Regions from separate parts of the Homo sapiens genome. Here all the other regions are linked to region 2. Evidence: chromatin contacts called from ENCODE Hi-C or POLR2A ChIA-PET data. All regions are on one chromosome and are shown on one strand. Each heading gives the region's core, a stretch centred on a gene start or an enhancer-like site at or near the end of the contact. The rest is flanking DNA. Distances are from core to core; before and after follow the strand shown. Region 1 holds the start of CDKN3 (cyclin dependent kinase inhibitor 3). Region 2 holds the start of TMEM260 (transmembrane protein 260). Region 3 holds the start of GMFB (glia maturation factor beta).

Region 1 (3,540 bases), core at 51-2,550, 2.2 Mb after region 2:
GCCAGGAGTGAAGGACAGCTGATGTCCCTCCACATGGCAACATAGGGATTAGCAATTGTAAGCACCTAATGCTCTTTCTAGCTCTGAAGCTATATTCTACAACGGTCTTGGTACTAGAAGATCACAGGACGGCTAATTTAGGCTACGGACTTTTTTTTCTTTCTTTCTTTTATCTTGAGATAGGGTTTTGCTCTGTCGCCCAGGCTGGAGGGCAGTGGCGTGATATCCGCTCACTGCAACCTCTGCCTCTTGGGTTCAAGCTATTTGCGTGGCTCAGCCTCCCGAGTAGCTGGGACTACAGGCGTGCACTACCACGCTCAGCTAATGTTTGTATTTTTAGTAGAGACGGGGTTTCACCGTGTTGGCTAGGCTTGTCTCCAACTCCTGGCCTCAAGTGATCCGCCCGCCTTGGCCTCCCAAAGTGTTGGGATTACAGGCGCGAGACACCACCCGGCCCTAGGCTATGGATTTCTGTTGCTTTGGCTCTATCTGAAGTATTATAATCAACTGCACCCAAAGGAAAGGCTTCCAGTAGGTTGTCAAGCCGGGCAGTAGGAAATATGGGTTAGGTGGGGGATCTTCAGCTCCTTGCCTGCATCTGTTTTTTCTTTAAAGCAACTTTGATGATTCATATTTCAAATTTGTGTGGCCCATTCACCAGGTTTATTAATCCTAACAGAGCTGGACGTTTCTGCTTCCCCAGGCCCTGTGATTCTGAACGTCACGGGAAAAGAGCAGCATTGCCAGGTGGCCCTGGGGCATGGTGACAGCGGTGGTGTCGCCCACAAGCCGCGGCGTGGCATTCGTACTCAAGGTTTCCCCAGGCCCTGTGGGCGCAGGTAGCGCCCGGCCACCCTTCGGGGCTGGGGTATCGCGCCCACTCATCGCTGACACTCAAGCTCTTCGGCTCGGTTTCCTCGGTACAACGAGGCTCGGCCCTCTTTGGCTGGGCGGCTGGGAGGCTTATGAGACCCCGCAGGGGACAGGTGACAGCCCACAGCAGGTGCACAGCGAATGTCCGTCTTTCCTTCGTCGGCCACCGACCCTGCTCCTTCGTCTCTCGTGCCCGTGCTGGGCCCGTGCGAGTCACCTCCCCGACCCGCAGAACGGTTACGGCGCCAGTCGCACTGCTACCAGGCTAGGGCTGCCCTCCGGCCCAGGATCGGGTCCCCGGGACCGCTTGCGTCCCTGCCGCCTCGCTCCTCCAAACCCCAGCACGTCCGACTCACCGGCTTCATCGCTGGCCGCCCCACGTCGAGACCAGTGCCGCCTCCCTCTGCAGCGCCGGCGACTCACCGGTGCCCCGGCCGAGCCCGCGCCCCGCAGCTTAGCTCACTGGTTCGTCCTTCTGTGAGGTGGGCGCGGCGTCTTCCAGCAACCAATCAGATCCGCTTCTGGTTTCTTACTCCGCCTTTGGGTGGCCGAAGACTCGGCCTCTAATCGCTGACTGGTTCCTAGAAGACCTTTGAAAGACGCGCGGGAGGCGGGCCCTGTGGGACGTTGATTGGCTGGGAGGGCGCCCTCCTCCCGCCAGTTGGGAGAGTGCAGGGGGCGGAGGCGGGGCGGAAGAGTCAGAAGGCGGCCCTAGCGCTTGGGGGACGCTGGAAAGCTTTGCTTCTTGATGGCAGGATGTCAGCGTGGTCCATACGGTTGGGAGGTGATTTTTTTTTTTTTCTTGAGACGGAGTTCGCTCTTGTTGCCCAGGCTGGAGTGCAATGGCGCGATCTCGGCTCACCGCCACCTCCGCCTCCCGGATTCAAGCGAGTCTCCGCCTCACCCTCCCGAGTAGCTGGGATTACAAGGATGTGCCACCAAGCCTGACTAATTTTTGTATTTTTTGTAGAGACGGGGTTTCTCCATGTTGGTCAGGCTGGTCTCGAACCCGGGTTGGGAGTTTTTGTGTTTGTGACGGAAGTCTTACTATGTTGCCCAGGCTGGCCTCGAACTCCTGTCCTCAAGCAATCCTCCCGCCTTAGCCTCCCTTGTAGCGGCTACGGTAGGGAGTTTTTGTTTCTTTAAGTTGTATTTTTATTTTTTATTTTTTAAGGGCTCAGGGAAGCACTGTATTGGATCGTCACATGAAAAACATCACATAGACTTTGTAATTATATCTAGACATACAAATACTAGGGAAAAAACTAAAAATTTAGAGTATAAACATATTTTATATGCTTGAAGTTTTAGTTTATCGTTCCAGAAACTAGACAAGTTACAGTGTAGATCAATATTCCTGTCCCCCAAATATGAATTAAATTATATTGTGTGAAAGGGAAATTATAAAATGCCAGGTAAGATAGGTCTAAGGGCCAGTGTGTCTACATAATTAGCTGTAATCTTTTAAAAATGTGAGTATTTCTCCGCCTTCTCCAGTCCCCATTTAACTAGCCATGGGAAAGGAAGTCGCCTGGAGCAGATCTGAGAAAAATATGCAGAAATTTCAACCCCTGATTCATGTTGTGAAAGCCAATGGGTATAGAGCTATTAGAAGGAATTCCTTAGTAAAGAAGGTACCACAGTTTGATTTAGAGACTGTATTAGCTAGTCATGGTTGCCCAGAGATAAAGAATGAATAGGATGTGTATATATGGATATAGAAACAGATTTATTTTAAGGAATTGGCTCCTGTGCTTGTGGAAGCTTGGAGAGTCCAAAATCTGATGGGGGGAGGCCAGTGCGCTGGAGACTCAGGAAAGGCTGTACTTCGAGTCCAAAAGCTGTTGTAGAACAAAGAAGAGCCAATATTGCATGTAAAGTCTGAAGGCTGTCTACTGGCAGAATTACCCCTTGCACAGGGCAGGGTCAGCCTTTTGTTGTATTCAGCTCGTCAACTGATTGGATGAGGCCCATCCATATTATGGATGGCAGTCTGCTTTACTCAACGTTTCCCAATTTAATGCAAATCTCATCCAAAAACACTTTCACAGAAACATCCAGAATAATGTTTGTCCAAATAACTGGGCACCATGGCCCAGTCAAGCTGATGCACAAAATTAACCATCCTAGACACCCACAGAGATTTTCCATACTCGGGAAATCCTTTTAGATCTGTGCTGTTCAATATGGTGACCATATTGGCTGATTATCTCAGGCCAAATTAGAAAACAAAATCAAATCAAAGGCCAAATTAGAAAACAAAATTTTTGTGTGAACTCAAGGGCTACTTGGGAAATACTGCTCTCTTTTAATATAGATCTGCTTCCTCAGATGAAGGCCTTAGTAGGGTTAAGGAACAGACCACACCCACCACGTATTTATAGCTATTGTTTTGATATGTAGGTTTCCATTTCATATTAGAAACGGCCATGGTACTGTGTACAAGAGAATGTAGGTGGGTATGCATGTCTAGACGTAGAATCCCGCCTTTGGTCAAATAATGAACCCGTATTTAGGTGCACCTATCGACAGGTGACAACGTGCTAGCAGCCCTCACTCGCTCTCAGTGCCTCCTCGGCCTTGGCGTCCACTCTAGCCACGCTTCGGGAGCCCTTCGGCCCGCCGCTGCACTGTGGGAGCCCCTCTGTGTGCTGGCAGAGACCAGAG
Region 2 (3,438 bases), core at 106-2,605:
CAGAGAGGTGTCCTTCATCTTTTTCTTGACAGAAGTCAGTTAACTTATGGAGACCCACATAGCAAAGAACTAGATTGCGTTTCTCCCCAAATTGAGCCTTGAGAAGACCGCAGCCCCATCGCACACCATGACAGCAACCTTTTTCTGAGTACGAGCATCTAGCTTAAACGGCACCCAGACTCCTGATTTACAAAAACGGGAGACGATAAACGTTTGCTGTTTAAGCTGCTCAATTTGGGGATCACTAGTCATGCAGCAAAAACTGCTTCTTCAGTCCATAGGTTCACCACCTGAAATTACAGCACTATTCTGACAAAATTACTGGCCATGATATGGCATTATTGAATCCAAAAACAAAACATGGATCTTGTTTCTTGCATCAAATACAAAACAATTAGTGTGATTTAAGGGCCAATGAGTCATGCTTTTCTTTTTCATAGAAACAGCCGCACCTGGCTTCCACCTTTTTAAGAGTTCTCCTGCAAATATTCTGCATGGCTAGTTCCTTCTCAATATTCAGGTTTCAACTAAAACACCACCTCTTCAGAGGTCTTTCCTGAATAGTCATTCGGAAGGACCCACTACTTACCCCCACTCTCAATCATATTTCCCTCCTACTGTCTCCATAACTTATCACCAGTGAATATGCTGTTTATTCATTAACTTGTGTATTGTCTAACCGCACTGGAACACTAGCAATTATCTGTTCGCCACTACTGTTCTTTTGTTTGAAACATAATAAGGACACCGTGAATAATATCTGTGGACTAAAAAAGACTGAAAGTAAATACTCAGGACCAGGATAAAAGATCTGGGGAAGTGGAGAGGTCGATAAGCCCCACCAGGCGAAACCAACAATACGCCCCATCTCGAAAACCTGAGAACTAAAGAAACCACAACGACAGGAATGGAAACAGAAGTGGGCTCTGGAACACACAATAGTGCGCTGTGCACAGGGGGGTGGATGGAGGCCCAGAGCTGACCAGACCGAATGCCAAGAGCAGGGGCCAGACGCAGACCCTGCCCGTTCTGGGACCAGGGGAGAGGGACAGAAGGGGCAACCCTGCGAGTACTTTACCGGAGTCTCCCCCCGGTACCGAAGGGGGCAGGGTGAAGGTGAACACTGCGGCCACGGCGGCGAACACCGCCACGCCGCCGCGGATGCCCCCGGAGCGCCGCAGCCCCACTCGGACTGCCCGCCCCTGGGCCTGGCCCCTGCCGTCGCCATGGGGACTCATGGGCCAGTGGCGACCGAGGGAGAAGGACACGGCCAGCCCAAGAACCCGGTGCGACACGGAGCTCCCCAGCCGAGAGACGAGCGCAGCTTGTGCGGCGGCCACGGCGGCTTCCGGGTCGAGCCTCCGCGGGTTGGACCGCACCTTTCTCCGCCTGAGCGCGGGGAGGAGAAAATGCCAGGCCTCCCTTGAGCCAGGCCCTGCGAGTTTTCCCGCAGTGCACCACGCATTGGCGTTCACCTACTTATAATGTGATTTAAGGTTCCTAATCACCAGGAGAGCATTCCCTTTAAAAAGCAAGCCCGGCCACAGGCCTACCTTCTCCATGGCTATTCCCCCCTTTTATACTGACTTGGTTGGGTCTGACAGAGACCAAAGCAGCGTCGAAAACCGCGAGCGAGGAAGGGCTGCTCCTGCCCCCTACGGTGCGGGGTGGAACTGCACAAAAGGGCCACGATCAGCCAGGAGCCCCTACCTGTGCTAAAAAAAAAAAAAGGGTGGTGTATTTACCGTATGTGCAAAGTAAGCCAATAAATACATTAATCACAATTATGTATTTATTACGATTTACTACGTTACTATGACTAATTACAATAAGTCTGTGTGCTACTTATTAAATCACTGAGTAATTTTTAGAGAGATTAGAATATGCTAGTGCGTCTTTTTTTTTTTTTTTCATTCCATAGCATAATGAAAACTCTGTAGATGAGTCGGGAAATTTGAGTTCCTGTATTCATGCAGATAACTCAAACCATGATAAAGGTGTCTCCTAGTTTAATGAAGAGGAGTGTTTTGCTGGAGCTTTCAACACAGCAAAGTGGAAAATGAAATTGAATCACCATATTTTACAATGAGCTGTAACGCAAAAAAAAAGAATCGGAGCCGTTAATAAGGACAACTACATAACAGCGCAGTTAAGCTTTTTAAGCTTATGTTTTATTATTAAAGCAATTATCCTGGAGTGGGCGGGGAGGAGAGCAACCCGCATAAAATGTATCTCAAAGACACACTGAAAACCAGTGACAATCTCAAACGTGTTACGCGCAATTTGATAGAGACACAGTGACTAAACTATAGAGTAACATATACCTACCTTGACGGTCATGGGGCCAGCACACCTTAGTCTTTTCCAGGTACTTATACAATTTCCAGCCTTTTCCAGGTAATTTCTCAGCTGTACTGTGAGTTCCTGGAGGAGAGGGGCTGTGTGGTAGAGTGCTTCTAAAATGGATTCCCAGATAACCCTGCCTCCTCACTCACTTCCTGTATAAGCTGCTCGCCTTATGTGTGAGCTTAACCTAAGGATTGGCTTCTATCAATACAATAAGGCAAAAGTGATGGATGTCACTTTCAAGATTAGGTTATGAAAGACTAACTTTCATCTTGCTGGCACTCCCTCTTGTCCTCTCACTTGTTCTCTCTGATGAAGCCACCTACCATGGTGTAGGCTGCCCTGTGGAAAGGTCCACATGGGAAGAAACTGAGAGCCGCCTCTAGCCAACAGCTGGCAAGAAACTGAGACCTTCAGTCCAACAACCTTAGAGGAACTGAATCTAGGCAACACCATGTGAGGGAGCTAGGAAGTGGATCCTTCCCCCACATAAGCCTTGAGATAACTATAACTCCTGTCAAGACTTGGATTGCAGCCTGTGGATGACCCTGAAGCAGAGGACCTAACTAAGCCTCATCCAGACTGCTGTCCTATAGAAACCGCGAGATAATAAATGTTGTTTTAAGTTGATAAATGCAGGCTAATTTGTTAGTTATCAGCAATAGATAGTTAAGATAGGCTGTCTTCTATTTCTTTGCTGAAAGAACATGCCAATGAGTAACCTTGACTGGGTCAAGCATATACTTCTTTCCCTTTTTATGCATTTCACTTTTGCTCATGAGTTTTATTTAAAATTTTTTTATTTTGGAGGGGAATAATTCTTTGTCCATGTTTGGGAGGTAGAGATCAGTGCTGGAAGTACAAATTTAGGAGTTGCTCGTGTAAGGATGATATAAATGACTAACTTGATAAGGGGATAGTGTAGAGAGAACAAGGTTGAGGTCTAATGTCAGCCCATATTCTCATTTAGGGAATGGCTGGAGAAGGGGAGAGAACAGTGTAAGAGAATGAGGCATCACCAGAAGCTAAAGAAGAAAAGTCGATGAAGTACATGTGGTCAGGATGTTACAGAGAGGTAAAGGACAATGAAGA
Region 3 (3,205 bases), core at 319-2,818, 2.1 Mb after region 2:
AAACAGTAGAAATGGGGCTTGGCTTCAGCTCACCCACACTAGAGCATTTTTTTCATGCATTTCCACTCATGACAAACCCACACCACTACCTTACTGCTAATAGTCCTTTTATTTAAAGAATTCCAATGACTGGCCTTAGGAGATAACCAAGGTTGAGAGTGTCCCACCTTGGAGAGGAATGTTGAACAATTGATTCACAGCCTTGTTGCCGCAAACCAGACCATTGGGTGGCCCATTACTCAAGACAACCCTGGCAAACAGATAATGCTGACCTGCATAAACTACCCCTAATTTGTTGTGCTCTTTTAGGAGAGTCAGTCAGGGAATTCTCTCATTCTCTTATGCTGCCTCCCTTATGCTCCGGCATAAGCTCCAATGAAGCCTTGCCTGGAGAAACTCTTTTGGCCTCAGGTCAATTTGCATTGAGAGACCAAGAACCCATGGTCATAACAAAATGAGGTACTGCCCCAGGCAGTTTGTTTTATTGAAGGTACCTGTTGAATCCTAGAGCCTAAACTTTACTTCTCCCAAACCACTTTCTTCATGCATTCAAAACTGGACTTGTTCCACTAAGTCTGCATCTGGTACAGAGACTTCTTGATGTTTACTTAGGCAGTGGCCCATAAGAGTGCTCATTGAAACACCAATCATCATTCATTCATACTTCAATAAATAACTTGTATGGAGAAAAGAGGCTGGGCATGGTGGCTGACGCCTGTGATCCCAGCGCTTTGGGAGGCACACAGGAAGACTGTTTGTGGCCAGGAGTTCAAGACCAGCTTGGGCAATATAGGGAGACTCTATCTCTACAAAAAAATTTAAAAATTAGCCGGGTGTGTGGTGGCACACGGCTGTAGTCCCAGCTACTGGGGAGGCTGAGGTAGGAGGATTGCTTGAACCCAGGAGTTTGAGGCTGCTGTGAGCTATAATCGTGCTACTGCATTCCAGCCTGGGCAACAGAGCGAGACGAGAGAGAGAGAGAAGAAATGTGTGTGTGTGAGAGAAGAGAGAAGAAATGTGTGTGTGTGTGAGAGAGAAGAAATGTGTGTAAGAGAGAGAGGGAAAGGGGGAGGGAGAGAGAGAGAAAGAGAGAGAGAGAGAGAGAGAGATTGATTAACCAAGTCCTGGAAGGCAGCCGTGGTCAGAAGTGGGGTTCTGGAGAGGGTGGGAGGAAAGGAGGTGTGCCTAGATTTGAGGGAGATCAAATTTGGAAGGTAGGCTGCGGTCAGTACACACATTTACCATTGAAAACATTGATGTCACCATTAACATGCTCTCAGAGCTTGAAGACTGCGAAAAAGGTCCGGAGAACTGGCATGACTTTTAAGTATGCACCTTGGGTTTGTTTCTCACTTGCAGCCAGGCAGAGCGTCCTCCTCTAGAGGGAGCAGGGAAAAGAAAAAAAAAAAAAAAAAAAAAAAAAAAAAAATCAGGCGATCGCATTCTGTCTAATTTTGAGCCGCGCCTTTTGCCGTCCGCCATCACGTGCCGGCCCGCTGAGGCCGCGTTGATAGGTGGGGGCGACTGGGCCAGGCGCCGGGGCAGGAAGGGAGGCGGCCGCCGTGCCATTCTTAAAGGCGCCCGAGTGTAGGCGACAGGCCGCTGACGGCCGGAAGGAAAATGGTGAGTTGCCGCTGGGAGGGCGGGGGCCGGAGGGCTGGGCGAGCCGGCCAGCCGGGTTTTCCCGGTTTCCGGAGCCGGCGGCGGCGGGCAGCGCCCAGGAGGGCTCGGCGGCCGCTTCCGCTCCCAGCAGCTGGCCAGTGCCCATAGCTAGAGTACTTGGCCTCTGCCGCCGCCACCACGCCTCAGGGCAGCATCTTCCAGCTGGGCCCGGGGTGGACCCGCCCAGCGGGCCATGGGACTAGGGTGCGGCCACGAGCAGGGGGGTTGGGGAGGCCCCACGCCAGGTCCTTCTGGTTGGAGGGCTTCAGCTTCTGAGCTGTAGGTTGGAGGGAAAGGGGTCTGCCCCATCGGAGGGCTCCCTCAATTCCTGCTTTCCCTGCCAGGGCCGTGGCCAGGTTCCAGGGGTTGGTGGGCCCCGAGCATCTTCCACCTGGCGGCGTTTTGGGGGAGGACTCGAATTCCGATTGAATTCTCTCGGCCTCACCTTAGCTTCTTTCTCTCTGCTCCTTTCCCTAGCTTCCTACAGAGGATTTCTCCTTATCTTTGCTTTCCTATGGCAGTTGGAAACCTTTCGACCCAAAGCTTTGGCACTGGGCCTTAAAGTAATTGTCAATAACTTTAGTTTTGTTGGTTCTGGGGGCTGTGGCTTCTGTTCTTACATGGGATGGACCCCAAGCATAAAAATAAAGTGGAAAATTAAATAAATCGCCATCAAGGATCTTTTGGATCCATCCCATTAGGTTTTAAAATATGGGTAAATTTCATTAGAAACAACAAAACACTGCTCTCTGTGACCATCCACTCAATTCTCAGCCCACTTTCATCGAATAGATCTTGTCATGGTCACTGAATCGAATGGATTCTTTTCAGTTTTCGTCTTCTCTGACCTTTTAGCTGCATTCCAGAGTGTTATACTCTCTTGTTTTTGAAGCATTCTCTTCCTTCATTCTTCCCCTTTGGCTTCTGGGATACAGAGCTCCTCCTACTTCTCCTATTGGTCCATCTGTTTCCCTTTCAGACTATTCTCCTTTCCCTGGACAATGCTCGAAGGAGTCCCAGGTTTCATCCTAATCCTTCATTTTCCATTCTGTATTCTTCATCCTAAACTATGGCTTCAGTTACCATCTATATTCAGATGACTTGTGAATTTACAGCTCAGAAGACCTTGCTTCTGAGATCCAATCCAGATCTGTATGTACTTTTTTTTCTTTGAGTCGGAGTTTCACTCTTGTGGCCCAGGCTGGAGTGCAATGGCGGGATCTCGGCCCATTGCAACCTCCGCCTCCCAGGTTCAAGCAGTTCTCCTGCCTCAGCCTCCCAAGTAGCTGGGATTACAGGCATGTGCCACCACGCCCGGCTAATTTTGTTTTTTTGTTTGTTTGTTTTGAGATGGAGTCTCGCTCTGTCGCGTTGGTTGGAGTGCAGTGGCGCGATCTCCGCTCACTGCAAGCTCCGCCTCCCTGGTTCACGCCGTTCGTTCTCCCGCCTCAGCCTCCCGAGTAGCTGGGACTACAGGCTCCCGCCACCACACCCGGCTAATTTTGTTTTTGTATTTTTAGTACAGACGGGGTTTCACCGTGTT

What was found. A loop is a pair of places that touch in the nucleus more often than their neighbours do. ChIA-PET counts read pairs that join two places held with the same protein, here RNA polymerase II (POLR2A). Pooled maps may share reads with other maps.
Region 1: a map of CD8-positive, alpha-beta T cell shows a loop between it and region 2 (23-fold over the local background). The contact joins the promoter of CDKN3 here to the promoter of TMEM260 in region 2. A Hi-C loop is called at or near these places in 2 of 168 maps with a recorded cell type or tissue (CD4-positive, alpha-beta T cell and CD8-positive, alpha-beta T cell) and 8 of 50 pooled maps.
Region 3: a map of CD8-positive, alpha-beta T cell shows a loop between it and region 2 (6-fold over the local background). The contact joins the promoter of GMFB here to the promoter of TMEM260 in region 2. A Hi-C loop is called at or near these places in 1 of 168 maps with a recorded cell type or tissue (CD8-positive, alpha-beta T cell) and 6 of 50 pooled maps. POLR2A ChIA-PET finds 5 or more read pairs at or near these places in 2 of 52 experiments (CD4-positive, alpha-beta T cell and activated T-cell).

The regions. Positions count from the first base shown.
Region 1 is chr14:54,394,767-54,398,306 of GRCh38, reverse strand. It overlaps CDKN3 (cyclin dependent kinase inhibitor 3), which reads right to left and starts at 1,300. Exons shown (of 8, transcript NM_005192.4): 1 at 1,230-1,300. The coding sequence starts at 1,238.
Region 2 is chr14:56,577,715-56,581,152 of GRCh38, reverse strand. It overlaps TMEM260 (transmembrane protein 260), which reads right to left and starts at 1,355. Exons shown (of 16, transcript NM_017799.4): 1 at 1,079-1,355. The coding sequence starts at 1,238. RefSeq lists a silencer at 1,068-1,287.
Region 3 is chr14:54,487,343-54,490,547 of GRCh38, reverse strand. It overlaps GMFB (glia maturation factor beta), which reads left to right and starts at 1,568. Exons shown (of 7, transcript NM_004124.3): 1 at 1,568-1,623. The coding sequence starts at 1,621. RefSeq lists a silencer at 1,486-1,885.